Linked DNA regions of Mus musculus: region 1 is linked to region 2. Evidence: chromatin loops called from intact Hi-C (ENCODE). Cell type or tissue: left cerebral cortex. All regions are shown on one strand. Each heading gives the region's core, and the rest is flanking DNA. Links, peaks and the distances in the headings are about the cores only. Region 1 overlaps Lca5 (Leber congenital amaurosis 5 (human)). Region 2 has its middle 37 kb from the start of Gm39384.

Evidence for each region. A loop is a pair of places that touch in the nucleus more often than their neighbours do. Peaks named below come from ENCODE experiments on the same cell type or tissue, not always from the same donor. Only the 100,000 strongest peaks of a DNase experiment are listed, where the experiment ranks them.
Region 1: it touches region 2 in a loop (2.8-fold over the local background); 31 of 42 quality-filtered maps call a loop at or near these places.

The regions. Positions count from the first base shown.
Region 1 is chr9:83,380,880-83,396,190 of GRCm38, forward strand. Lca5 (Leber congenital amaurosis 5 (human)) reads right to left here. Exons shown (of 8, transcript NM_027448.2): 8 at 12,537-15,176. The coding sequence ends at 14,296. Among named protein-coding and RNA genes, the nearest start is that of Gm46123, 37 kb to the left of the region's middle. In left cerebral cortex, for the core only: no CTCF peak of the experiment used is centred there; a DNase peak (open chromatin) is centred at 7,276; H3K4me3 peaks cover 243 bases.
Region 2 is chr9:83,602,110-83,617,420 of GRCm38, forward strand. No RefSeq gene overlaps it. Among named protein-coding and RNA genes, the nearest start is that of Gm39384, 37 kb to the left of the region's middle. In left cerebral cortex, for the core only: a CTCF peak has its summit at 8,025 (motif pointing left); DNase peaks (open chromatin) are centred at 6,210, 6,985, 7,696 and 7,999.

The DNA of each region.
Region 1 (15,311 bases), core at 3,162-11,161, 220 kb before region 2:
ATAAAGGGAAAACAGTTTATGTGTTCCTATTAAAACTATGCATGACACAGTTATGAACAACTTCAGCACTATTCCAAAGGCCTGTAGCGAGCAAGAAGCCGAGAAGTACAAGTGGTGCCCTATGGGAATACGGATTTAAAAATGATCATTATAAAGATGTTTATATAGCCCAAAACCTCAAAAGTTAACTTTTACATATATAAGCAGTGGTTGTGTCAAAGAGTCTATGAAAGAAAATGGTGTATTTAGTAGCAATGAGAAATCAAAACGGGCCTGGGGATACAGCTCAGTGGTAGAACACTCAGTATTCAAAAGGCCCTAGGAGCCATCCTCAGCAACACAAAAACCAGAAGATGCCTGAGAATAAATGTACCGAGAAATATGCAAACACTGTGTAAAAATAATCCAGCAAACCCTTACAACACAAGTGAAGTTTATAGAGGAACTTCACAGTCCATATCCTCAGAAAGGCAAGGCAGCATTACAGACATATCAATGTTGTTTTAATAAAAATACCCCAGGGGATGGAAAGATGACTGAGCTGTTAAGACCACTGGCTGCTGTTCCAGATGATCTGGGCTTCATTGGAAGCATCCAAATCCTGGTAGCTCACAACCAGCCATGACTCCAATCCCAGGAGATCTGACACCCTCTTCTGGCCTCCATGGGCATTGCACATATATGGTACACAGACATAATATGCAGACAAAATTCCCACCCATAAGCATACCAGATAGATAGATATAGATAGATAGATAGATAGATAGATAGATAGATAGATAGATAGATAGATAGATAATTGATGATAGATAATTTATAGATGAATGAATGAATGAATGAATGAATGCTTAATATCCCCAAAGGTTTTTTTTTTAATTAAACATTTTTTAACTAAGTATGGAATGTAGCTTAGTTAAGTATCTGCTTAGCACACAAAGGGTCCTAGATTTGATCCTCAGCACCGAGGAGGGAAGAAGCATAAAAGTTTGTCAAGCATGGAGATGTACGCCAGGAATCCCAGCACCTAGGAGTGGGAAGCATTAGGATTAGACGGTCTGGCCCAGTCTGAGTTACATAAAAAGACTTTTGAAAACAAGAACAAACAAAACTTCTAAGGTCTTTAAAGCATAAAAGTGTGTGTGTGTGTGTGTGTGTGTGTGTGTGTGTGTGTGTGTGTGAACACTGAAAAACTTTAGGTGCGTTATAAACTTAGAGTCTAGTGCCAAGGCTCATTAAGATGAATTGCATGGTTTCCAGTAAAGGCAAGGCAGCCACTGGCACATGGAAAGGCATGAAGCAAATAGAACAGAATCAGAATCTGAAATAGTTTCTATTGTGTATAATAATTTTGTATGTTATAAAGACGGAATTTCAAAATGCATTGCATCAAACTTTGAAGTAACAACTAAGGTTTGTATTTCAAAAGTTAGAATTTCAAATCCAACCTTTTGTTTTTGTTTTGTTTGTTATGTGAGGAATTGAATAGAGACCCTAGAGCAGGCCAAACCCTTAAATGGACTTTTGTCAGAGTCTGGAGGTAGTGGTACATTGGCTTTAATCCCAGCACTTGGGAGGCAGAGCAGTCAGATCTCTGAGTTCGTGGACAGTCTGATCTACAGAGTGAGTTCCAGGACAGCCAAGGCTACACAGAGAAACCCTGTCATGGAAAACCAAAAGAAAAAAAAAAAAAGAAAGAAAGAAAGAGAGAGAGAGAGAGAGAAAGAAAGAAAAGAAAAGGTGTCAGGATAGCTTGGTAGACATTAGGAAAAAAAGTTATTTCTGTAGAAAGTGAAATAGAATTTTGAATCTAGAATGATTAAGAATAAATTACAGATAAAACTTTAAAAAGTAAATATGATGGATTAAAAGAAAAATCAAAAGATAAGAATAAATATAGGGATTTATTTTTATTTGCATTTATTTATATGTTGGCCTTTGGGGTTTTTTGTTTCTTTGATTGTGTTTTGTGGTTTTGGGGTTTGTTTGTTTGTTTGTTTGTTTTCTTGATTTTTGTTTTTAATGTCTGTGCATGTTTTCCATGCATGTATGTTTGTGCATGCAATGCCTGCAGAGACCAGAAGAGGGAGTTGGATGCCGTGGAACTGAAGTCACAGCTGGTTGTGTGCCGTCCAATGTGAGTGCTGGTTCTCTATGAGGGCAATACAGCTCCAGCCTCACACTAGGGGGTGGGGAGGGGTTCCCCTAAATTATATCATGAAGGGGTAATGTAACACATCAAAAGAGAGATCAATAACCTGGGAAAGAAAGGATTGGAACAGGCAGTCGTAGAATAAATGGTGTCTAACATCACCTCACTTGGAGTGAAGTGAATACAAGCATTCTCAACAGTATTGAAATGTCTATGAGACAGTCAAAGTGGGCTAGTGATTGTGCAAACGATATAATCCTAGAGGACAATATCATATTAACTGCTAACCAGCCATGCCCCACTCCTGGGGTCCTGACCCAGTGTATAGATAACCATGTGAAGCTGATACACACAACCAAGTGGCGAAGCGTCTGTAAGAGCAGCAAAAATGCCCCCAAGAGCATACTGGCAATTAGCTCTGGTATGTTTATATACATGCAATATCATGACACTATTGTTTGTTGATGAAGATGCTATGTAATGATAGAAAAAGCTCATTGGGTTGGCTTCCTGGGGCTGCCTCTGCAAACTGCTGTAACTGGGGTGGCTTTAAAAAGCAGACATGTACACTGCAATATGGATAAATACTTTGTGCACTTGAATGGCTAAGGAAAAGCAGGTGAAATCTTTTTTTTTTTCATTAATCATTCCGTTCTTTACAGCTCACATGATATCTCCCTTCCTGGTTACCCCTCCACAACACCCCATCCCATCTGCCCTCTTTCCCCTCCTCTTTGCCTCTAATGAGGGTACTCCCCCACCCACCCACCTACTCCCACCTCACCGCTCCAGCATCCTCCTACCCTGGGGCATCAAACCTCTACAGGACCAAGGGCCTCCCCTCCCATTGATGTCAGACAATGCCATCCTCTGCTACATATGTATCTTAGCCATTCAAGTGCACAAAGTATTTACTCATATTGCAGTGTCCGTTATATTATTATAAATATATGCATCTTGCTTCTATTCTGGATTATTCTTTCCTTGAGTTCATTGCTCCACATTGCATCCGAACATTAGCTGCTAAATCAGATACTAATCAGACGCTGTTGCCTCCCCTCCCCTTCAGTCCAGAAACGCAGATATTGCTTCCGCCAGTTTACAAGGCTGAGCACTGCGATCTAGGCAGATGCGCACATGAGATGCTCAGTGTTTGCAGACAGAATGAGTGCAGTATTTATAGACGAGCGAGCTTTAAAGGCTCTGGGTGAAACGCCTGTGGGCTTAAGCCCTGGCTCTACCTCTCATTAACAGCAGGATGAAAAGTGCATTCTTTAAATATTTTTAAGTCCTAGTGTCCTTGTCAACGTACTTCTTTAAAATAGGACACCTGGATGGTTCATTTCAAATGTAGAGACAAAGTATGTACTCACCAACTCCATGTCTCTGATTACCAGGTGATTTTGCTCTTGAGGCTTTTCTTAGATAATTTACAGCACAAATTCTGTCAAATTCTATTCAATACAAAATTCCTAAATTCACTATGAAATCCACATTAAAAATATCTTGGCTTTAACATGTTCTGTATAAGGGTGAGTTCAAAGGGCACAGTATACCTGAATAAAATTATTTATGAAGCTCATCAATATGTATAACTGCTATCTGTCAAATAAAAATGTTTTCAAGAGGTACTCATTGGTTAAGAGGCACTGGATGCTCTGCCAGGCGACCTAGGTTTGATTCCTAGCCCCACAAAGCTCACACCTGCCTGGAACTCCAGCTCTAGATGAACCTATGCCCTCTTCTGGTGTCTAAGGGCACCAGATGGTCACATGGTGCATCAACAAACAGACAAAGCAACAGTATATAAAATAGATATTTTTAAATGTTTCTTTAAAAAACGGAAATGTATGTCCTTCTATTTGTGTAGATTTGAAGTTTTTATCAAGGTGTTTGTACGGTCACATGCTTTCTGAGGACCCTGGAAGGGTTCTGGTTGAGCTCCTGTCTTGCTTGTGGTGATCCATTACAGTCCTCAGTATCCCTTGGGTTGTGAACATAAGGATAGTCTTTCTCCATCATCACATGGCATCCTCCATCACACTAGGAAAAAGTGGTTGTGGGGGGCGTGTATAGGGGAGAACTTAGGGGGGAAGGAAGAGGAACTGGATGAAAACACATATATGCATCTATGAAATTCTCAAACAATATTCTTTTTTTAGAAAGGACATCAGTGTTTGCTTGAACAGCTGTGAGTCGTTTAGACGAGCCCAACCACCACGGTGAGGAAGGTACCAAGAAGCTTACAGACATCACAGCAACACAAAACAAGCTAGCTTAGACTGGACAGTAGTCTATAGTGCTTCCCTTTGCACCTGTTACAGAAGCATCCTCAGGAAGTCAGCAGGAAGAGTTTAGTTGCACGTGGGGATTTTGTGACTCAGCTTAGGGGCTGTGGAGAACAAGAAAGTGCTGCAAGTCTTTTCATGTTATCCTATGTTCTGAACCACAGATGGCACTGGTCCAGAGAGTCCTGTAAGAGGGTGACAGAGTGAGATCTGTGGTGCTGACAGGGGAAACGGGGATCACTGGAGCAAGACACAGCCAGGAAACAGACAGGCAGAAGCCCTCAGAGCAAGCAGCTCTTCCGATGGGTCGGTAGAAGGAGAGGTTTGTTTCATCTCATCTCCGTTTCCCAGTGGCTGGTGTCTGCCGAGGCCACAGGGAATATCTTCAAGTGTCTTCAACACCACTTGGAAAATTTAACAGAGGCAAAATGATTAGTGATCAAGCCTTTCAGAGTAAAAGAATGGCTTTTCTTCCCCCCAAAATCTTCAAAAATCAAACACCTTTCCTATTAATAGGAAGATAGGAGGGACCTGTGACTTCATTAACTGTAGAATTGAGGTATCATTTTTGAGGCTTTGAGTAAAAATGAGGAATTCTTTTTTAACTTTTGATCCATTCTTTGTGAATTTTATATCATGCAGCCCAATCCCACCCATCTCCTTGTCTCCTTCCCTGCCCTCTGCCCTTGTACCTCCCCCAAAGGAAAAAAATCTTGTTGTAGAAGCTGTAGTATGTCCCTGTGACCTATAGTATACCCTTTTGTCCACACTTCTTTGCTTTCAAACATTTACTGCAATGAATCACTGGTCTAGTTCAAGGTCTCTGGCTTTTGCTACACTATCAATACTGGACCCTCATTCAGACTTATCTTGATATCCTGCTGTCACCTTATGTCATGGAGCTCCTGCAGCCTTGGACCTGTAGGACCAGCCCCTTCACACACTCCAGCAATTCATATTTGGGGTAGATGTTGGGGTGAGTACATTCAAAGCCCTACATGTGGGTGTAGGTGGCATGTGAACTGGTCAGCCCACCAGCACTCCCACACCCACACCACCAGGACACCAGCACTCCAGCCGATAGCTTACCCAATGCAGCAGCTGCCAAGAGACAGAGCCAGCTCTCCCACTTCCATGCCCTTGGGCCAGCTCACCTGCACCCAAGACAGTAGAGCCAGCTGTGCGGTGAGGGATAGAGTCAGTTCTCCTGCCTGCCATAGGTGATGAGGGGCAAGGGGTGGGGTGAGGAGGGCATCTCTCCCTCACCCATGACACCACAGGGCAGACAAGCTGTGAAGCCACCTTGTACATGCTCGCCCACTGACAGCCAGCTCATGCCCTTGTCACCAGCTCTATTGTGCTGCCCAAGTGAGGTGCAGGGCCTCTCTCCCGAGTACTGCAGCGGGTGAGGGATAGGGCCAGCTCTCCTGCTCTCCTGAGGAATTATTTTTAAGGAAACCACTTTAAAGGTACAAGCTAATGAACCCATTTTAGTTTATTACAACCCTTTTTCAACTCATGTGTTTTGCACACTAAATAACCTTGTGCAGATTCCTGACTGTAGAGGCCAAATGCGTAGAATAAAGCTCTAAATCAACATCTCTGCTGCAGACCTGCCTTCTGTGTGCTGCCTGTACATGTCTGTATGCATGTTCAACAACTCAATACATTGAAGAACAGGCTATAAGCCAGGCGTAGTGGAACATGCCTATAATATCAGCACACATAGCATCAGGGGAGGAGGGTCAAGAGCCCAAGGCCAGCTCCAGCTACAAAAAAGATCTTGAATTAAACATAACAAAATGGACCAAAAAACAAAGGTGAATTGAAATGAAACTACTTGGCACTTCCTCTCAAATCTGCTCCTCTAACAGTCCTTATGGCTGCTCCTGTTAGTGTTTCTGAAAGCTTCTCTCTCCCTCCCCTCCATCCAATTGATTACCGAGAGCTGTCAATGCTGTCTCATAAATAACTCTACTATTCATTTATGTAGTGGATTCTCACTGACTCTTTCATTACGTCTTATCTGCGATTCCTGAGTTGTGCAATCCATCTTCTGCATTAGTATGGAACTGATGGTTGCAAAATGAAAATCGATGTCACAGCGACATTTAAAATTCCTCTTATGGTTTCTAACACTTGCGTTATATACAATAGAAGCCATGAAAGCACTTGCTAAATGAAAAAAAAAAAAAAACAATTAACAAGTGCATCATAGACAGGGAATAGACACAGTTACTGACATCTTCATATTTATTAGCCATAAAATAATTGTTAAAACACCACCCAAATAAAGCTATTTGCCAGTCCTGAACCTCAAAAACAACTCTCCATATGGAGTCAATTACTGCAGATGGATTTCTATTTTTCTTTGTAAGCATCTTGATTTATTTTACTAAATCAACCAGGGACCATGATTGCAATTTGTATAAAATTTTGGAATCAAATACACCGGTAAATAATAACAATCATAATAACCACAGTGGGAATTCTGTAGAGCACACACACAATGGATATAGAGTCTCTCAGTGGTGATTTAAATTCAGAATTCTTTCAGCTTCAAATCCATGGACACTGGCTCTCCCTAAAATAGATGACTAATTCTCAGTCACTAAATTATTATTCCATACACATTCTTCCCGTGCATACCTAAATACATTTCTGTGATGCTAAAAGCATTCGGAGTTGGATAGCACTCATCTTGCTATAAATTTAAATGCAACCTGACCTGTATTTCTATGAACGATAAAAATGCTACTTGGGCAATCTAGCTTGTGCAGTTAATCAAGAGAATTGTGTCTTTAAGAGTATCCTAGCAACATGTCTGAAATCGAAGGAACACCCAACTGACACTGCCCGTGGATTTAATTATGCCGCTGGACTCCATCAAACTTTCTAGTTCATCAAAAGGATACTTAGAAACAGAAACAGAAATTAAGCTACAACTGAAATGGCTGGGGAAGAGGAGAAAGAGGGGAGAACGGCATATGTAAATGAGGCCACTAGAGCATGTTTCTGAGCAGGCTCAAGGGTAAGAGAAAATGAACAAAGTTCCGAGTCCAGTGGAGGGGCCAGAACCATGCATTAATTACTTAGGAGACTGCTAGTCCCCAGGCAAAAGTTGTACTGGGGTAATCACAGTTTTAGAAATATGTTCAAAACTTGTGCTACAAGTTTTGTAGCTAATAGTGCTCCAGTTTCACTGACCAGCCCAGTGTACATTTTCTGGAGTCTGCCTTGAATAACGTACTTGGGACACATCAGGAATCACCAGGAGTAGTTATTTTTCTACCATCATAACCATTACCTCATCTCCATTGTAATTTTTTTTAACATGGATCCACATTTGGTACAATAACAAATTCCACACAAACAAACTTCCCAAACCAGGTCTGTTTAAGATGAAATGGCTTGTCTGTTTGACTTGTAGTAAGCTACAAAGCCAATGAAAGACATGTGGAGATTTGCATTGCAAACAAAATCCCACCTCATAAAAACCCAATGTAAATTGACTATTTTGTTAGAGTTTCTATTGTGAAGAAGACACCATGGCCACAGCAACTCTTACAAATTAAAACATTTAACTGGGGATGGCCTGAACATCTGAGACCTCAAAGCCTGTCCCATGACTACTTCCTCCAACAAGGCCACAGCTCCTAATACTGCTACTCCCTATGGGCTTATAAGGGCCATTTTTTTCAAATTACCACAACCATAAATGACACGGAATCTTTCCAGGTGCTCAAGGATGCACAAGAGTTCAAGTAGTTAGTTCTATTTTACTTTTACATAAACCATCTCCTGCATGCAGACTAAACCTTTAAAAATAATTTAGTATTTCTTAAGTTGTATTCACAAGTTTTTGGTTGGACCACTAAGAACACACACATGCACAAGCACTGATGTGTATATGCACACACACACACACACACACACACACACACACACACACACACACATCATTTTCTAAACTTTTAACAAAAAAACCTAAATTACTTTAAGAGACAGGAGAAGCTCCAGGAGTGGCCAGGCCGGCTAACCTCAGCAAAGAAACTATGTCTCAAAGTAGGAAAGCCGGGACCATCACCCTAAGAAACACTCATGTAGCTTTATCTCCACTCATGAGCATAGCCTTCACACACACACACACACACACACACACACACACACACACACACACACACACACACACACAAAATTTTGAGATAGTTTCTTTCTAGAGAACACACAGTGTAAGGGGCAGTGTCCCCATATCTCATCTGTACACTGGCATTACAAGCTCCAAGCACCGGATTTGAGTTTGCGAAATACTGCAGCCATTCCTGTACATAAAAGGACACCTCCTTTCCCTCTGCTTTCCCTATAAAAGTGGTTCTCAGACTCCAGCTGTGTCTATCAGGATGCCCTCGAGGGCTCATTCAAATACGGATGCCCTCTGATGCCGTCTCGGCACAGGAGGCTTAGAACGTAGCTGTCAACAGGCATCTTTGCCCAGCTTCTACATGTTTCAGCAGTTCTGAGGATGCATGAAAATTACTGCCTGAAGCATAAAGCAGATCGATTTAAATGCTGCTCAGTTTGTTCAAGAGAAAAAACAGTGTCCGGTCCAGAGAAACTATGCCTGCCTAGGATGAGGTATGCTTAGATATTTACAGAAAACTAGACTTGAGTGCCATGGACCTTATTGTACTATACAAGTGCCCTGGACACAACACACCATTTACCTGGTCAGTGCTTTTTGGGTCTATTGATTTTACATGCTTTTGGAAATTATTTTAAGTGGCATGCGGGTTTGTACTCATTATTTGAAGGATTCTCCCTGTCCCAAATACTACCCATAGCGCATAGATTAGAAGCATATAGTTTCAGGCATCTATCACTGGCTGTGTATGAACTCTTGATTTCCTGTTAAAATCAGACATAACAATGCCCTGTTATATAGATTGTATGGAAAAAATGTACCTAGCCAGAATCAATTCCTACTGCACAGGACATAGATTTTAATCAGATCCGTTAGTGGGGACAGGCAGCTAGCTCTCTTTAGCCCTGGAATTCAGGGGGTCCCCCACAATGCTGCCTGGGTGGCATTCTCTAGCAGAGTCCAGCACAGAGAGTGAACATATCACTGCATAACATGGGAAATGACCCTTCTGACAGTTTGTAGACATTTTAGGGAGATAGTGCCAGCTGAAGGAATCACTGTACACTGCTTGAGGCAGACAGGAAATCCCTTGCCTTCTGATTTCTCCGCGAGTACGGCAGAGAAGCAAAATTCCGTGCAAACTCGCTTCCCCCACAGCCACAGTTGTTCCTTCATGGAAAAGCCCAATGCCTTCTCTGGAGGGCTGCAGCCTCTGCGCGAGTCAAGAAAGATGAGAACCATCTTACCTGAAGATGGCTAAGGACATGCCTACCTTTTCAAATGTTCATACTGACAGCCTCAGCTATTTAAAAGATATTTGGATGGCGAAGACTGCTTTGTGTATGAATGCAGTGAGTCCATTTGTGCGTACTGTGTGTCCATGTGTGTGTGTGTGTGTGTGTGTGTGTAAGCCAGACGCTGACATAAGGTATCTTCCTTGATCATTCTTTTGCCAAACCTAAGCCCATCCATTTGATTTGGTTGGTCTAGCTAGCTTGCATGCCCCAGGGGTCCCAGCCCCTATGCAGAGGCAACAGGCAGACAGTCGCTTTGCTATATCCCTTTAGTCATCTCTACAGCCCATGTGTGCATCTCTTAAATACAGAGCCAACAACACTACCTATCTTACAACGTGCTTCCTTCTACTCTCTTCTTCTCCTAAAAATATACCACTTCAATTGATTCTCATAAGCATGCCCCACTTCACATATACAGAACTCGAAGACCAATTATTTGATGAAAATTGTAATTGGTAAGCAGTCAAGTCTAACCTATTTCCTGACCTCAAAGCCAAATGTGTTTTTATCCTGTTTTGACTCATTTCTAATTTTTATTTTGTTATGGACTGACTTAATATGTTTACAAATGTAGAGGCATGTGCCAGAAATAAACTATTAATTTTTTTAAACAAAAAAGTTTTTTTATTGAGAATTTAAGAAACACATACAATATGTATATATATATATTTTTTTTTTAACCACATTCACCCACCGTTTCTCCCATACACAACTCCCCTCAGATCCACCCCCTCCCAACTTTGGGTCTTAAGAAAAACCAACTCCAGTTTGTGTAGTCCACGTACTCATGGGTATTGGGTTGGGCCAACCACTGGATCTAAGGGAACCTACCAGAGGCTGCAATCTTAGAGAAAGCTGACTGTTCCCAGCAGCCACCAACTGTCCAAAATGCTTCATCAGTGAAGCCATGCCTTCCCCATTCCTAACCTTGTCCTGAGCAGGGCAAGAGCAGAGTCCATCCTTCCCTGATTAAGGCAACCAGCACAGAGAGTGGGCATATCACTGCAAACCATGGGCAATGACTCTTCTGCCAGTTGGTAGACATTTTAGGGAGATAGTGCCAGCTGAAGGGATCCTGTAGATTTGAAGCTATCAACTTATTCTTACCAAAAGATTACCTGAAAACAAGACAAAGCAAAAGTAATAGATTTTGTAGAAGCTGGGTTTTGTTTGCTTGCTTGTTTGGTTTTATTTCTTATGTTGTGAGTATTGAGTACAACATTCTACCTATGAAGTCTGGGTATACGCTGTAACACGGGTGACGTGTTTACCTCAATTCTAAAGAAAGCAAAGATTGACAAAGTACCAGCTACTCGGGAAAAGGGAGGAATAAATGAGCCAAAGGACACGAAAGCAGGAACTGCCATCTCGGCCATTTGAAAACTGTGCTCTTCCCTTTTCTTAATTCCTTCTCCATAACAACCACCAAGCAGCCACATTTGAGTGGCTGTGCCTCTCAGCATGGTTTTGGGTGTGTTAACTCACTCAATGGGTGTATACAAGCCCCGCAAGGTAAACTGCCTCAACAGCAGAGCTTTGCAGAGAGAGAAAGGAGAACGCAGTAGTTCTCAGGCTTCTCCAGACACGCCCGCTGTAGCAGAAGTGGGGTGGGAATTAACGCCTGCCACCTAAGGCCCAGCATTGTCCAGACTTTTTAATCACTGTGAGGCTTTTCCTCTGCCTCATGCCACAAAACCTGTCTTGAGAAACTCTTCCCAAGTTCTTTTTCTGCTCTTCTGTAGAAGAGCTCACAGTGCTAAACAAAGGACGGTAAGTACAGACCCAGGACAGGGTGTCTTTAGTATGGATACCTTATGGTTGGGGGCTTAGAAGCTTAACTGCTTACGGTCTTGTGCAACCAGTTTTGGGGTGTGTGTGTGTGTGTGTGCGTGTGTGCGCACTCGTGTGTCTGCTCCATTTTTTTCAATTATTTATTTCAACTAGCTATAATAACAGCAGCTGTTTATCAAGTGCTTGTACTGTGCTGGGCACTTGGTGAAGCATTCGCCTCCTTGTGCATTTCCAACAGAAGACTGTTACGAACTAAGGAAGCCACAGCCCACAGATATAATTTGCCATGTGAGGGCAGTGCCTACAGGGTGTGTCTCCACCCTCTCTACTCACCTCAATAAGAGGAGAGCACTTTCAATTGATCTTTTTAAAATGGACTTTAATGTGAGAAGGGTAAGTATTGTGAAGCCAAGGGAAAAAAGAAAGACTTTATGGTGTTCTCTTTGCCGAGTTACGGAAATCTCTATGTGTCTAAAGCACTCATGCTGTTGCTTCGGGACACTTTTCCCTTCAGGTGTCCTGAGCAGCCAGGGACTCCAGCTTGGAATGGGAAACGAAGATGAGGAAACCCAGGGTCAGCCAGAAAACAGGACTGTGTTCCCACTCAGCTTCATCCTCCCTGCCTGCACCTTCTCTCTATTACCACGTGAAATAGGTGTCCGTGCAGGAGTTATTAAGGTCGAAGAGATTAATTAGAACTATAATTACCTGATAAGACGCCCACACTGTCTAGCCTGAGTTAATACGAATTCATGTGCTTCAACTAAAAGTCCTGAACAAAATAAAGGTGAAAAATTAAGTACTAGCCCCCCGGATCCTGCTTCCATGGCCTGTCTCCCACGATAAAGTGTCATTCAAATAAAGGATCCCAGTGTGTTTGAACCTTTTATTAGTAAGAGTTCTGAGTACAAATAAATTTAACTTGACATAGAAAAAACTGATTTGCTTTCTAAGTTCTGTACATTTTAATATCAAATTTTAATCCTAAACATCATAATGCCTTTAAGCTTTTAACTTAATTTAATTTTGATAATTCTTTGTTTCATTGGGTTAAATAGTCTTTTAAGTAGAAAAAGGCATAAATATAATGAAAATAATGAATAAAAATTTTTCTGGAAAAAAAAACAATTTAAAAACCTTAAAATTAGAATACTTTGGTAGAAAACTTACAGCCATGAACAAAATTAACATTACATAATGCTTTATCAAGAACTGTGTCACAAATAACATGTTTACATATATTACAATGATTTGCAATATAGTAAATGCTTATTCACAGAAGACCTAAAATCTTCTTTTGAGAAAAGTTTTAAATATTATTTAGCACTTTAAGAAGAGTCTGTTACCAAAAATATGACAACAACCCAATCCAGGAGGATGACAGCAATACGGCTGTGAATCAGGACCGACCAGGGAAGGTCTTATCAAGTACCATGGCAACCCTTTCCCCCAATCAGTATGTATGCCTTGCGTAAGATGCACACTATGAACAAATGGACACACTGCTCCAGTCACCCATGTAACATACAGTGTTTCTCCTCAGCTGATTGAGTACTGCTCCAACAGACCAGACCAAGTCAGTAAATGCCCCTGCAGCTGTCCTGAACTGAGTGGAAGGAGACCTGTGCCTTTCAACAGGAAACTATTGCATCTCCTCAGCCAGGCGGGAACCTTCTTTGTGAGGCTGCATCAGCATCTGTCCTGTAAACCCAAGAGTATCACACTGCTGTCTCCTGAGTTGGAGCACAAGTTCAAATCTTAAAAATATGTATTAAAATTTCCAAACATATCACTCCGGAAACATAATTGAGTTGAAAATTATTCTGTGTTGGCCTGTCATTTCTTCTCCTGCCTGTATTTGGTAGAGAATCTTCCACCTGGTCACCAGAATACTGAGTGTACAGAAGAGGAGAGGAAGGACAGAGCGCCCGAGCCTCCTACAGCCACGGGGAGGGATGCCATGAAGGCAACCGTGTCTCCTGTGCTCTACCGTGATCCACGCAAGTGGCCAGCAGAACAGCAGTGAGTGGCTGCAGGCCTGCAACTGAGGAGTAGTGATTACTCCTCAGGAGTAACTGTCCAGTGTATACTTCAGTGCCCGGGGATATTCTCACAAGGAAGGAAGTCCCAACTTTATTGCCATCACCATTCAAGAGTGGCTTGGCTCTGTCACCTCAGACAAGGACACAGCTCCTAAGTCCCACTGCTGTCTGCCACCTGAGGTCTCTAATCCTACTGCAGACCCTCAATTTCCACTTAGCCATTAGTAGAAAAACAATACTTGGGCTCACTGATGTTGGATCAAAAATAGAGGGAAAAGAAACGAGGAAGATTCCAGTGAAGTGAAACTTCCAATGTGCTAGTTTGGTGAGACCTAGCTGTAAAACAGAAAAATAGTACGCAACAACTCTCCTTTGGGTTCATTTCAAAACAAAAAAGCATTCTTAGCAATGTGGCTTTATGGTACGGCACTATTTGTTTAATTGTGCCATATTTAGCCACTAAAAATTACTCCCTCCTAAGGCTACTTTACCATTGAAAGTTTAAATGTTTATAATAAATACTGTATTAAAATACTTTAATATTTACAATTGAAAAATATATATATACTCTGTGTGCTCCAGTCAGTCATCTGAGGGTAACCTCTTCAATGTCCTCATCAACAGAGTCAACGGCCGTGACTGTTGGCTTATTGCTTGCGTGCTTCAACCGGTGTCTATTTGGATTAAAACTTCTTCCTTCCCTGAGGAAAAGGTCTTCCTCTTCATCGCCAGGCTCCCGGACTCTGCTGTTTCTGTCCCCAGAGAGGAAATGAAGAGGGTCCATGTCACCTCTGCTGGCAGCAGGGAAGTGTGGGTCGGTGCTCTTGGAGGAGACACTGGTGTTGCTGGCGCTGGGGCCAAACAGCTGCTCCATCAGAGTCGCCTTTTTCTCTTTCCTCGACATTAAATCAAGACTGTCTTTACTCGGGCTTTCAGAACTGTTGCTTTGGAAATCTAAAAGGCTACTTTTTTGGCTAGGTGGATTTGACTTCCCTAATGTTTTTCCAAACGAAGGCACATAGCTACCAAATGAAAACTCATCTAGAGGGGCTGGACTTCGGATCTGTCCTGGACTTCGGATCGGTCCTGGACTCCCGCCTTCTCCCCTGGGAGTTAAAAAACTCAAGTCCTGCAAGTGTTGTCCATTAAACGATCGGTCTAAGGACTCGGGGAACGAGTAAGGTCTGGTACTTCTGTCTGGAGAGTGCAGCTTGGATTCGAAGTTGGGCAGCAATGGCAAAGGGGCCCGCCCGAGGTTCTGAGGATCTTGGAGTTCTTTGTTGATTTCGTTCAGTTTGGCAAGGAGCATTTCTGTCTTTAGTCTTTCTGCCTCATCTTCGAATTTATCGACAGACTGAGCTTGATAATTTTCCGTTGGGAATCTCCCAGCTTCCAATGCCAGCTTCTCTGCTCTCCCTAGCAAAGCTGACTTGCCTTTCACCTTATCAAGTTCTTCTCTTGCCCATTCTGTATAAAATGAAATTTTAAAAAAGGAATTTTAAAGTAATAAGTATTTTTAAATACAAAAAGTCAGCTACCATCTTCTGAAAAATGTCTTTCAATCTACATTTGACATTCTAAGCAAGGTGTAATGGACATTGT
Region 2 (15,311 bases), core at 4,541-12,540:
ACTCGTCACTGTTGTTTAGCAGGAAACCAGTGGGATTTATGCTCTGATTCAGTTTGCTTTACCAGATTTCACCAAAAGAAACTCTTTCTGCAGATTTTATGCTCGTGTGTACCAGTTTGCTTAGGATGTCAACATATACAGTGGGAGGCCATGGGCCAAACAACAGAAAAATCTTTGCTAGGTGACAGAGGGTTGTACTGAGCTTGGGCTCAGCCCTGGGTAGTCCCCAGGCTGAATAACGGTCCAGGCGGTCCTGAGCATAACCCAGTGAATGGCAGAGGCAACCGTCTCCATGCATGTAGAATTACAAGGGCCTGGAATGCAGACTGGAATGTTCCTTCAAAGGAACAGGTTCAATAGACTGGACACTGACATTTTAAAGTGCAGTAACAAAAACTTGTTCCCATGGATAGAATGAGAATTGAGAACCCCTTATAAAACAGATCTCTACACTGTTTACATACTATGTGGCCCCATAATAATAAAAATCATTATATCCAAATCTTCCCCTGAAGAAGCTTTAAAGCAAATGTCGGTGTTCACCAGTGTTAAACAGAATGAAGCTCTGTAGTTAGAATGGTGCTGTCCACCATCTGAACCAAGCAAGCCCCATGAGTCACCAAGCCGTTGGAATGTGCCTGCTGGGGTTTGTGACATGGTTTGAGTATAAAGATATTTCAGATTTTATGTTTATTGTAAATATTCAGTTGAACTCATGGATGATTTTTGTATTGTTTACACATTAAAATATTCTGACTACATTATGTCGAATATTAAGATGTTCACATGTTAGCTGGGCAGTGGTGGCACATGCCTTTAAACTCAGCACTTGGGAGGCAGAGGCAGGTGGATTTCTGAGTTCGAGGCCAGCCTGATCTACACAGTGAGTTCCAGGACAGCCAGGGCTACACAGAGAAACCCTGCCTCGAAAAACCAAAAAAAAAAAAAAAAAAAAAAAAAAAATGTTCACGTGTTCCCATAAGTGTGGCCACTGGGATAATTTAGGTTTCATATGCAGTTTTCATTATTTCCAGTGGAACAGTGCTGCTCTATTATCACTCTTTTTGCTTGAATTTACAATAGAGAAATAAATACATTTGAAATATTTTTAGGTCTTGATAAAATGTGTCCTTTATTTTTAATACTGAAAGACGCTGCAAACATCTTTGGGAGGATAATATTCTGATGCCACTTCCAAGATGACTTTCTCATTCTGCCTTCTGGCCCTGTAGCTTGAAGCTTTTTTTTTTTTTTTTTTTTTTTGAGTGAAGGAAGCGTCTTCTGGACATTGGCAGTGCCCTGTGTTGTCAGAATGTGTGACATCTCTCTCTGCAGCCTCCTGTTTCCTGTCATCTCACAGAGCTCATGTCTGGAGTTGTCCTGTGTCTGAATTAGGTCTCAGTGGAGTTTTGTATTTTCTGTTTTCAAGTGGGGGGGGATGTAGTGATTCACACAGATGCCAGCTATAATCTTCAGAGCTGTGGTGAATGTTCCTGGGGCATAGCCCTCGATTCCTATTATTTGCAAAGCTAAAAATAAAAGTATATGGATAATCTGCCTTTTGGACATTTCTTTCTGGCCGTAGTGCCAGAGATTAAAACAGACCTGCCCAGGGTTTTAAAGTACTGTTTGCTATTCTCTTTGAATACTAATTTGAGGTAAACCTATAGTTCTCTTGCCATTAAAATAATTAAGTGATGGATTTTTCTTTTCTTTTCTTTTTATTTCTTTGGGAATCTTCCCTGTAGTGAGAGTGAATGAGCTGAATAGTTCTTGCAAGCCTGACTGACAGATGCCGGCTGTCTGCATTCTTTTGAGCTCCTAGTCCTGTTGCTTTGGGGCCCATAATCTGCCACGTGAATGGACTGTGTACTTGTGTGCAATTTTCCTTTCTTGGGTGGACAGAGCAACAAGTTCAAGATACATATTCTTCTTGTTAGTCAACTTTATGGTACTAGTGCTATGACCCACTTCTTTCATCTGCCTAAGTTCTCTGGGTTTTCTCCCTGCCGATCAGTTTCATGTCACACTCTAATGAAATCACATTAGTAGATTTCAAAGATTTGGGGTCTAGGGCAGTCCAAAGCATGGCTCCATGGCAGATGCCAAGGACAGTCATCATGTCTGAAAGCCAGCAGTTTGTCAGTAAGAGGGCATACCCTCTCTTTCTTGTCTCGCCTCCCATCTTTGTGATAAATCGCTCTTGGTGTGCTCTCAGAAATGTGGGCACCAACTACCTAGGGTGACAGCATGTTGTGATAGCAACAGAATTCCCATCTCCAGCATGGGAACCTGAGTACTCTCACGGCTGTCCTACTAAGTGTTCATTACCATTCCAGCATCCACCCAGTCTTTATTTAGCTGCTACAATGACTATAGCATTTATGCCTGTGTACAACTTCTGACCAACAGCAAGACTCTTTCCCCAGTCAAGACTCACCTAGGCCACCATGCTGCCTGTTAATGAAAGAGGCCAGTGGGACCAGCTCTCCTAGTACAGCTTAGCTTGGAACCCAGTGTGCAAATAATTGCATCTGCAGTAAGCACAAACAAACACCGCTGGAATCTAAACAGCTGCAAGAATTCTGCCAGACCCATACAGTGATGTGGAGGACCAACTAAATGCGGAGGGTAAATGTTGGTCAAGGTCAGTTTTCTCTTAAGGTTTTCCCATTAGTAACAACTGCTTATTAGTGACTTGGCAAGTGGCTCTTTCTTGCTACTATTTTCAGTATGTTATAATTTACATTCTGGTGATTTGCTTGTGGAGTTGGTATCATACAGTCCTTTGTACTACATAGCAGAAGGGAAAGGGGCCTCCAAATAAGGTGTGCAGCCAGGGCCTGAGAATCTGTGTTAAGTGTGTGTGTGTGTGTGTGTGTGTGTGTGTGTGTGTGTGTGTGTGTGTGTATGTGTGTGTGTGTGTGTGTGTGCGCGCGCGCGCACGTGTGTATGTATGTGTGTTGTTGTTGTTTGTTGTTGTTGTATTGTGCTGGGATTGTGGCAGGGCTTCACACATGGCTTCAGGCACTTCTACCATACAACTATGTCCCTAGCCTTTGAGCATTTTCTTCCCTTTGTACTTTGACATATGTCTGTAAGTTAGTGAGCTTTCTAAGAAGGGGGTGGGGGTGAGACAAACACTCCTTTCGCTCTTCAACAATGGCATGTCACCAGTTCATGCCCAGATGCATTTAGTCGAAAGACCAGACCCTGCTCATGTCTTCCAGGACTGTCTTGTGGAGTTCGCTGATGCGAAGTTGAATGCTTAAGTCTGTATGCTGTTGTTGGAGAATGTCCAGTGCTTTGGCTATGCTACTGTGAGTATGAATGTTGATATAATATACTGTATAATATTGCAGACATCGCTTCTCTGGTGTATTTAATTGTCTTTAGTTTGCCCTGCTTTTGTACAAACAGAGTCATTTTGTACTTGTGTGTCTTCTTTTTACTTGTGGGCCATAAATTTGTCACGGAGCTGACTGTCAGATGAAATACGTGCAGTTTTAGCGTGTGCAACAGTATATTTGGTAATTGACTGTATGACCATGTGCTAAGAAGTCCTGATTTTTTTTCCCTTACTTTATAGCTGGAAGTTTGATTCCTTATCTCTCTTATTTTTTTCTCCTGCTGACAGCTATAAGTTTGAAATATGTTATGTTAGCCTAAGACCAATTAAGAGATAAGAATCACACAGTGATTTAAACAAGGCAGATGAATATAAGGAATTGCTGAACTCTGATTTAAAAAAAAAAATTTAAGCTTGTCAGATGTGAGAAACCCCTGGGGGTGATGGAGACTATCCAAGAAGGGGAAGCATGAAGGGAGGCTGCCCTTCAGACGTCCTTGAGGGAGATACTGTAGCAGTTCCTGGATGGTAGGAAGTTCGCAGGTCAAAGAGGAAGCCACCCATAGAGCACAGGCTAAGGCCTGGCCTGCTGAGCTAGTGAGCAGCCATGCTTACAGAAGGAGCAGATGGCAGTGCCAAAGGGAGGCCTGGTGCAAATAGCGTCCATGCCAAAGGGGTTATCACATTGCTCAGGCCAAAGGTGCAAGGTCACTAAAGAACTATGTAGACACAAGCTACCCACACTGCTGACCTACTGTGCAGCAGTCAGGCACAGTAGGAGAGCCACGTCTCTCGTAGTATCCCTCCAGTATACCTCTACTGAAAAGGCTAGCCCCTGGCCCTTCAAGAGAACAATGATTAGTGGAATGCTCTCTCTAACCACAAAGCAGCAATTGAAGAGAGAATTCGCAGCTACAAGAAAATAAATCAGTGACTGAGACATGCCACCAAGGGATTCCATAAAAGGAATCTCTAAGTGACATCTGGAGCCAGTCACTTTAAGAGCTGAAGGATGAGACTGCCAGTGTTTTGTAAAACCTCAGTCATTTAAGTAAAAATGGCTTACAGGAAATATGTACGCCTTGTTGGCCTGACCTCACTGGAGAGCTAGCGATTTGTTAGGCTGAGGAATGGCCTTGTCACAAACACAAGTCCATCTGGAAGACAGAGTTTAGGCTTGAGCCGATCCTTATTTTGATTGTGTGGCCGATTTCATTAAGCTGGTGAAATTTAATTTCAGCCTGTGTGTGTACACACACCTGTGATCCCAGAACTCGGGAGGCTGAAGCAAGAGGATGGAAAGGTTGGGGTCAGGATGGGCTACATAACAAACCCCAACCTGTATTTGTTTGAGTAGGAAAAAAAAGGAATACTATGGTGCTGAAGTATATATGGAAAGCTTATGATGTAATTTCTCATGTGATCTGGGATTCATGGTAAGCAGTAGCCTGTTTTTAGAGCCTTAGCCTTAGCCTAGTCCCTTGACTTCCAAAACAGTGAAAAATATATATATATATATATGTGTGTGTGTGTGTGTGTGTGTGTGTGTATACATACATACATATACATATATATATCACAATAATTCTAAAGGCCCTGGCTCTTACAGCACGTGCTTGGCTGCACTTGAATGTTCTCATCATCCCGCCATACACACACATTGTTCTTACTCCTGCAGCAAGTAAATAACTGAAAAACAAACAAACAAACAAAAAACCCTTCTCCATAGCATCTAACCTGTTTGCCCAGAAGAGGTCGTCTGAAGTGAAGGACCAAGCGAGTCTCAGGAAATGGCAGGTGATGGATGCCATGCGCCCTGACTCTCAGTTCAAGGTATCCAGTGAGTCGCTGAGTGGGTAGATGGTTGGATCAGTGATCCTGCCACAGACCCCCCCCCTTTATTAACTCTGGGGAAATGCAAAGTCAAAGAAAAATGACTAACAACCTAATTGGTCCTGAGTGATGCCTGGTCAGTGCTGTGCTCACCAACGCACTTGAGCCTCTGTCTGTCCCTGGTCCACGTTTGGATGTTCTCATGTGTACCTTGGGGATTTGTGTGCCACTAAAACACGCTGACCAAGTCAAGAGTAGCAGATCCAGATTCAGAAGGCCAGTACCATTCTCCGCCTCGATGAGCACTTGAAAGCCACTCCCAGCGTGGCTGCTCACAGCGCCTTCCCCATTGCACCGGCCAGTGGGCCTGGGAGAGGCATCGTAGGAGAGGCGTCTGCAGTGGGCCCTTCTGCACAGTGGGCTCCAGCCTGTGGATTATGTGCTGTCCACAGGCAGGCCTGAATACCGCTGTTGGCTGGATGCTGACCGCCTTCATCAGAAAGCCCAAGTTTGTCAGACATTAAGTGCAGTGTAAGCCACGTCGGGAGATTTGGGACCTTGATCTTAGCAAAGTGCTAATTGAAGAGCCTGGTTTTTCTTTTCAGTAGCTAAGGAAGGCTTGCTGCTGCTGCTGCTGCTGCTGCTGCTGCTGCTGCTGCTGCTGCTGCTGTGCTACACAAATACAGCCAAACCTGAGACCTTTCTGTGCTATCCATTTTCTCAGTATGAACAAAATTCACTTAATTTCATGCATATTTTGCAACCCTTAACTACCCAGTCAGTTTAGACAGTGACAACTTTTGGGTTGTTGCTCTGACTGAGGGGGAATAAAAACAAAAAAACAAAAAACTCTGGCCTTCCTGGGTTTCTTACTAGCCTCAGTCCTGGAGTCAGAGATCAATAGGTGCTGCTTGTAGAAGTAAGACAGGAATCTGGCAATTTAGAAGTTAACTAGATGTAGCCCTTAATATATGAGCTAACGGCTGTTCAGTAGTTTTCTTAGGTAGAACAAGTGGGTGGATGATAAAAAACAGTGTGTTCCCTTGTCTTCCAGTAGCTGTGATTACAGTCAAAGTGAAGTTCTGTGCCTAATAATAACTTCAGTTACACTGAAAGCCAGTGGGAAGTGACTGCACATAGATTAAGTGTAAGATCAGGGAAGCTCTCATATTTTGATTGATATATAGACATATTATATAACATATAATATATAATACATATATATGTATACATACATATATATATATATATATATATATACACACACACACACACACACACACATACTAGCAGATAATTGTCTCAAGCTTTAGTTCTACTGAGTTGCAGAGATAAAGCCTAGAAGTATCTTTCAAAAGGCTGTTCCTGTGTCTTAGCCGGCCGACATTGTCTGGGCCAAGGCTATGAAGCATGACCTTCAGCAACCATAAGTTACAAAGTCAGTGTAACTGCAGAGAATGGCACCCAGACAGTGCTGAGGGGCTAGAGAGTTGGCTCACCAGGTAACTGTGTACAAAAGACTCGAATTCCGTGCTCTGCATCTGCAGCTCACCTGGCCTGTAATCCCAGCTCCAGGGGATCCAGTGCCTCCAGCCTCCACCTGCAATCTTGTGCAAATACCCACACACATGCACGCAGCTAAAAATAAAATACATTTTTATTTGAAGTGAGTGATGCTAGTGGCAAAAGGAATGGCTCAGCCAATGGTGTTGGAGGAAATTGTCACATTTAGCATTGAGACAGCGTCCCTGCATCTGGTCATATGGAGGAAAGGGTGAAAGGTCACGGAAGGTCATGTGGGACAAGATCGTTCTTGATAGCAGACTTGTCACCTATCTCCAAGGCTGTGCTGGGTACTTTTTGTCAACTTGATACAAACTAATCACATGGGAAGAGGGAGCCTCAGTTGAGACTTTGCCTCATTAGAATGGCTGGTGGCCACATCTGTGAAGCATTTTCTTTATTGATGGTTGATAATGGGACGGCCCAGCCTACTGAGATCGGTGCCACCCTGGGCAGGTGATCCTGCCTGAGTTCCCACCCTGACATCTCTTCATGGAGGACCATAAGCTGTAAGACAACACAATGACTTTTCTTCCCAGGTTGCTTTTTATCATGGTGTTTGTCCCAGAAACAGAAACCAAAGTAGAACAAAGGCCTTCTAAGTTCTTTTATGTAGCATTCTTATTTCAAAATAGTTTCTAATGAGCAAACTCTTAGACACGGAAGGCACCAGCCTTTAAGTGACTCGAGGTTGGCCATGGTGTTTCCAGATCTCTAATGAACTCTCTGATGCCTTCCCACGACCTTGAAAAGCAACGTGACTCACAGTTGATTCTAAAACCGCAGATACATCTAGTGGGAGGGAAACTACTGGCATATGCTATACAAAGGTAATCACTTCTGTATATAGATCTGGGTATACTTTTAATAAAGAGGTAGTTAAATAACATATCCAGTCTGTGTGATGGCACACACCTGCAGCCTCAGCTGTTTGGGAGGTTGAAGCAAGAGCATTGCTAATCTGAGGCCATCTGAACAGATAAGCAAGACCCATCTAACAAAAGGAGCCTGGATATTCTAGTGCTAAAGAGGAGCATAGAACAAAAGGGATGACATTTACTGGTAACCAGGTACATGATTTCATCCCTTTAATTTTATACAGAAAGGGAGAAGAGTGATAATGGTCTGTAATTCACACACACACACACACACACACACACACACACACACACACACACACACGCTGGATAAATCTTGAGAAAGCAGTATGTATTGAGCAGGCTGGCATTTGTATAACAGGGCTTGGGCAGCAGCGACACCTAGAGGCCTGATGTCTAGATGCAAGTAGAGGGCTTCCTGTTCATTTTAACCATTACCAGAACAAATGAAGAGAACCCTGAAGGTGGCAGTGGCCTTTTCAGAAGCCTTTTGCAGCATGTGAATCTTTACACGACTTTAGATTGCCTAAGGCGTCAGGAAACCTCATTCTAGAAAGATGGGGGGGGGGTGCTCCTGTGGAGGGGAAAGTCTAGCCTGAGTGGAAGCAGACCTGCAAAGGTTTACCTTCTGCAAGCTCACTGTCCAAGGATCGAGAGTTTTCTCTAAAGTAAATTATAGAACAAGTCAGATTCTTCACGTTATCAACCACAGGATCTCATATGCTTTGCAATAGAAAATCTGTAACTATGATGCAGGCTCTGGGGGAAGCCACACAGTGCCCGGGGCAATAGAAAACTTTACTTGCTGAACCAGCAGAAAGTCAGGAGCAGAAACACTATGGGTCGGAAAGCCACAGTGATCAGCCCTTCCTTTGCTGCTAAGGAAGAGGAATTACCACACAGGAGAGGAGGGAAGAGAGGCACAGGGGCGCATCTCTGTGACACTCTCCACAGCAACATTAATTAACACTGCAGCGACTCCCTGCTGCTGACAAGCCATCTAGATGTGGCGGCTCCCAACATGGATGCATGTAAAATTCAGGCTAGAGGTCTCACAGGCTGATGCCAAGAGTTAAGTGGGATGGCTTCTGTTTGTTCCAGAAGAAAATCAGCTGCCTCGTCTTCTCGGCCCCTTGAGGCTGCCTGGTTGACAGTCACATCACGAATCCTAGCATGCTACTTCCTGTCTCTTCCTTTTGCTCAGACACTCCTCCTCATTCTTGAGAGGACCCCAGTGATTACCTTGGGTCACCATACATAATAATCCAGCGTAACCTCTTCATCTCCAGGAGCTCCCATCAGCTTCCTGCTGCCGCCAGGGTGAAGTAGTGCATCCGCGCACTATCTTTAGCCAAGAACATTATCCTGCCTACCTTGAGCATTGCGCGCGCTAACCCTGTGATCCAGGCTAAGGATATTTAAAGTCCCTGACTCTAAAGAAGAAAGGATGCGGATGAAGCAAATAAATCAGATTTCTAGCAGCGTTAACCAGGAGGAGGTTAGTTCAGATGAGGCAGTTAGTTCTATGTCTGACCGATAAGGAAGAGTTAGCCAAGTGAATAGCTTTAAAACAGAGCAAATAACAACATGCAAAGGTTCAAATGTACACATACTTTATTAGTTGCTATGATCAATAAGATATTCGATGATTTTACTAAAAGTGGCAGATGAGGTTTAGCTATGTTATGAGAGAGATTCTCCTACGAAAATATCTCTCTGGGGGTGGGGGAGGGAAGGGAGGGAACAAGAAAAGAGAGGGAGAGAAGGAGGGAGGGAAAGGGGAGGGTGATTTCTCACAAAAGCATTACTTCTGTGTCCTATAGGAGATTGTACAACCTGGCCAAACAGTCAAAGATTTCAAAAGTATTTTAATCTACCTCTTTGTTAGCCATGTCTAATGATAAAAAGAAACTATAAAGCTAGAACTGATGACCCAGTGAAAATATTAAAAGAACATTTCTAGAAAGATGTAAAATATATATTTTTTTGTGAGGCTCTTTCACAGTTCTGTTCTCTTCCCGCTAGCCTCAGGAACAATTCAGGGAGATTTTCATTAAGTTTGAAAAAAAAAATCTCCATGCTAACAACCCAAGTGTGAGTTGTTAAGACACGTGAGACAATTGTGATATCATTGAACCATTTCACGCCAAAGAGCTTGTGAAACATCCCTTCCCTACTAGTTATAGAAATGGTCTTTGATGTTGAACTCCTGAATGTGGCCTCATCCACAGCCGGTGCGTACATCACAGGCTATGGAAAGGGATGTGAAGTGTGGCCGGAGACCTGGGAGGGTCAAGGATCAGCGCACAGCCTGTGAAGAAGGTTCCCTTAAAGAAAGCGGGATGAACAATAAGCTCACTTTGCGCCAGGCATTGCACAAAGGTTCTCGTGATAGCTGACCTTGGTTATCAGCTCGACTACATCTGGAGTCAAGTAAAACCTAAGTATCTGGGCATGCCGTGAAGAGTCGTTTGAGGTGGGGACATCCACCCTAAATCTGGGTGGCACTTTCTGGCGACAGCCCACATATGACACAGAAGGATACTTGTGTTATTTGCCTGTGTGCCCTCGCTGGCAAGTTTGTACTGAAGCATCCCTTTGCTGCCATTAAAACCTGCTTCTTTGGGATCCCAACATAGATGGATGACCATCAGCATTCTAGGACTCCAGCCAGATCGGGACAATAGGGACATCACCCGGTCCCGTGGACTGAACAACTACCAAACTCTTGGGTTTTATATTATATTAATTCTTGGCCTAGATAATAATTTTACCAGTTCTGTTCCCTGAGAGAGAACGCTGACTAATACAGTTCCCCACCCCGAGGGAACCATGGGCCAGCTACACAGTAAAGATGAGAGACAAAGGTGTGCATATCATTCTGCTACTTTAAATATTACGTGACTACTTCAAAGGGGTCCACTAGCAGGCACAGCGGCCTGCTCTCTAGCACTGAAAACAAACAAAAAGGACCCAGAATAAAAGTGCATAGAGGGGGAGCTTTTTAACCCCTTTCTGTCATGGACAGAGCACCAGAAATATCACGTTAGAGGAACTTATTTGAAAACTCGAATTACGATCCATAGAAAGGAGTTTCTCAGAAGAGCCTCCATCAGCAGTAGCAGCCTGTGCACAGGCCTGGGATAGAATAACGATTTGGAACCAGCACAGGCAACCAGGTGTTCTGAACAAGGGCCTGGTCATAAGGGGACTGGAATTTCATACTATGAGATTTGAATCTTTAAGATCTGGCTACTGAAAGCGTGGCCCAAAGATCATCTCTGTGGCGGCCACTCCAGTCAGAATTCCATTTTGACAAGGTCTTTGGGTGATTCACGAACACGTTGATATGTGAGAATTGTTGTTATCGGCTCAGGGAAACATTGAAGGATTGCAGTTAAGAGTACCAAATAATTATGTCTGGGTTTTAAGGAAATGAGTGGATGGCAGGTGAGGGGTCGGGGTGAGGGTCATATGAGGACAGAGGTCTATTGACTAGTTAGAAAGTCACCTCAGCGATGAAGACTTGACCTGAGGTCACAGCCATGAAGATGCTTTGTTTCCTCCTGAGGGAGAAGAGAAAGGAAGGCACGAAAATGTTAAAACTCAGCTAATGGATGGTATTAATCCAAGTAGGGAAACAGGCTGTTTTGAGATGCAGGTGAAATGGCCAGTGTAAGCACATAGGCTCACCCCGTTGACATCCTGGTGGCTGTAATGAAATAGCCCATGAAGTCCCAGAGGGCAGAAAAGGAGATATTGGCCAACATGAGAAACCAATATTCACCATTATAGGAAAAGGCAAGGGGGAGAGAAACCATCCAAAAGTCAGGGCAGGCGAACACGAGGACACAACCTTGGGATTGGACTCAGTGGAAGTTTTTGGGCGAAGTGCTTCAGTTTTCCCGAAGTCCTGAAATAGTAAAAAGAAATGAAATAGATCCAGCCATGCCTGAAGAGAATTACTAAGGACAAAAACAAACAAACAAACAAACAAACAAATGTAAGTTTGGGCAGGTGGACTTCTAGTAGCAAATGTGCCGGCACCCCACAGAAACACAGGGGAACCCAGAAATCACGCAGTGAAAATGAGAACAAGGAAGACAGAGGTGCTGGCAGCCATGCGGAGGTGTTCACAGACAGAAGACAGAGGAGCAATTCAGACGAGCTGGTGGGCAGTGGCTGCATCCTTAGGAGCATTTTCAGCCTTGTACAGGCTTCCTGATGGCAAGGGCCCCTTTTAAGCCTTCCTGTTGGCTTAGATAAATAATGGCTTCTCAGCCAGCTGGTCAGGCTTAGCCATGGGCTGGAAGCACTCTGTGCAGGCCTGTCCCTCTTTGCATTGCACTAAGTATAATCCCTTAATGCACTAGAGACTGGAAGGGCTTCATTAAATATAGTCTTAAAGTTATCATAGTCTCTGGGCTGCAGATTGCTGTTTTGTGGTACGTTGGTTTTATTTGTTGGCTGGTTGGTTTTGTTGTTTTTTATTTAGGGAGAAAAAAAATCCATCCATGTGCTTTTGGGGATCCTTTCTACACAACACAAAGCTTGGAAACCTTGGCACAGACTTATGGCAAACCCTCCAGACACCTGAGTGACCAGCTATGCTACTGTCTGCTAGCATAACGCAATAATGAACCTCAGTTTGAAGATGCCCTTTTATTTCCATACAAATTTCCCTCCAGGTTTTTCTTAATTAAAGTTAAAATGAGAGAATAATGGTTATGTCTGTAGGAGTCCTAATTTTTATTCAACCATTGTGTACAATGACTCTTCCTCTAAACCAATACTATGAAAATTTTTCTTTTAATTGCCTACTAATTGATTTAGTTCAGTTATTGACCCAATGGGGTGGTTTCCCGTATATGGCATGCATTTCTTTAATGGCGTTTAAGGGTAATAATTTCTAGTTTATAACCTTCATTCCTCTCATTCACCTGGTACTAAGTCCAGCTTCCAGCCTTATAAGCCTACTACTGAGGCATGGCTGAAAGACCAGCCACAGGTCATGGGATCATCACTTGCCAGACAAAGGCCAAAGACAACTGAGCTTTGTCCCATAGAGAGAACCCATCTGTACAGAAGGAAAACCGGCTCCAAGAGAGATCCAAGTGGTTAAACAAAGGACCACATACATGTCAAGTATCAGGGAAGGCCTTCACCAGCCTGTGCCATGTGCCTGTGCCTGTGCCATGGGACAGATGACCAGAATTGGCTCCCTAAAGGACTGTGGAGGGCTTTTGCCTAGTGATGGAAGCTATGCTGCTTAGATGATGAATATTGGAGACATCTGCTGCATCCCAAATCCACCATTTGTTCTGAGCATGGCTACAAAGCAAAGCAAAGTGAACTCTGACCTTGGGAGAAACAGCTTTGTTCATGGTAAAGTCTATGATGTGATGTCATAAGAGATTGCAGCATCAGATCAGAAGTGGGGGACAACAAATGGGCAGTCCTCTTTATAGACAAAGAACAGTAAAGTATAAAAATTGTCAGCAACCCCAATAAGGACCTGGATAGAATAATGCAGGTACTCTTAAAAAATCCACTGAGTGCCAGGCAGTGGAGACACATGCCTTTAATCCCAGCACTTGGGAGACAGAGGCAGGTGGACTTCTGAGCTTGAGGCCAGCATGGTCTACAGAATGAGTTCCAGGACAGCCAGGGCTATACAGAGAAACCCTGTCTTGAAAAACCAAAAGAAAAAAAAAATCCACTGAGCACATCTGTTCTAAGCAAGTGGCTATCCAAATTTTTGTTTTACCATGACCCATATGGAAAATGTATATCACACATTAAAACTAAGTATACACACATGTAATATATAATTAAATTTTATAAACATTATTTTACTGTACAGAGCTCATAGACATTGCCTAGTCAGTCTTTCTCATATTTCTAAAATTTATGCATATTTATGTTTTGAAGGTCCTACAGTCAAGGTGTCAGCAGAGTTGGTGCTAATGGGCATCTTGGAGTGACTATATCCAAATTTCTTCTCTTTAAAAAAAAATATTTATTTAATGTATAAGAGTATACTGTAGCTTCAGATACACCAGAAGAGGGCATCGCATCCCATTACAGATGGTTGTGAGCCACCATGTGGTTGCTGGAATTTGAACTCAGGACCTCGGGAAGAGCAGTCAGTGTCTTAACTGCTGAGCCATCTCTCCAGCCCCCCAAATTTCTTCTCTTGTAAGGACTCTAGTTATACTGGATTAAGGCCCACCCCAAAGACCTCACTTAATTATGACCAAAGCCCCATGAATCATAGCAAGACCTGATCAGGCTTTGTAACAAGCAAAGCTTCAGTTAGCAGTGTCAGGGACAGGACAATGTCTAATGCTTTATCCCCGAACACAGAGACATTCCAAGACACTGAAGGTCATGGTTTCAGTGTCTAAGTTTTGGTTGAGATAATAGTGTCATACCGTCCTGACTTCAAACAACAAGTTAATGTCACAGCCTGCTATCAGTGGTGACATGCAGTTTGTAAACATTGTTCAAGGGACAATTGAGTGCCCTCCCTCATATAATTTACTGTTGATCCAAGGCTTAGTGTGCTTTTCCTGCAGTGGGCCAGATCATATATATTTGAAGCTTTATGAGCCATGCACTCCCCTTTGTTTTCTTAACCCATAGAGAATGTGCAGTCTTACCTCGCCCTTTGTGTACAGTGGAGTTGATGAAGTGTGTGGACTTGTCATCTGGCTGCCTGCCTACCTGACAGGCACTTCCTTAAAGCATTGCAGGCGAGGACCTGTCACTCACTCAACTTCCTCCAATCTGTTTCTAGGTATAAGCAAGCCTAGGAATAGTCTGCGTGCCTGAGGACGAGTTTCTAACAAAGGAATGCTAACTAGAAAGCACAAATATGCCGCCTTAGTGTCTGTTTTCAAATGCTGAATCAGTTAAGTCTGTCACAAGGAGGGAAGAAGGGACGTGTCTGTTTAGTCAGATCAGCTCTGTTTTAGTTGGGAGGCTGACTCTGCCACCACGTCGCTACCACAGTTTGTCCCATTCTATGTAGCCCATTCACAGAATGCAAGAGCTGCATTTCCTCCACATTAGCAGTGCTCTACAGGGCTGGGTAAAAGAATAGGGAAGGAGAGAGGCTAGTGTCTACCTCTCCTTGTTTAGTAATGGCATTCCCCTCAGGGAGGGGAGGAGGGGAAAGGGTCCTTGCATTCCCTTCAGGGACACATCCCCAGCGAGCTAACTTCCTTCCACTAGGCTCGACTTGCCAGAGTTCTGCTGCCTCTCAGTTGCACCCCAGGCTGGAGATCAAGCATTTAACACGTGGGCTTTTAGGAGATATTTAAAGTCCAGACAACAGAAGTTTGTTTGTATAAAATTAATTGCAAGATCAGCTAAGATGACTGCCTCCTTCTCTCCAGATTCCTGTCATGTTTTTTGAAATCGATGTGTTGGGTTGTCTGTGGGCCAAGTTTAGCTAAGGGGAAGTTGAGTTGAGGAGATGTTAAGAACTGTGTGGTTCACCATCACTGTCTGCATTGGGATCTTACTGCCAGGAGTATGATGAGCTGGAGGAATCCCCTCTCTGCCGATGGTGCCCGCTCACATTAGTGATGCAGTGATGCAAGGCCTGAGGGACTCATGTTATCCCCATGTCCAACATCAGCTGCCGAAAAGGCTTATAGTATAGAACACTGTAGCCATAAGCT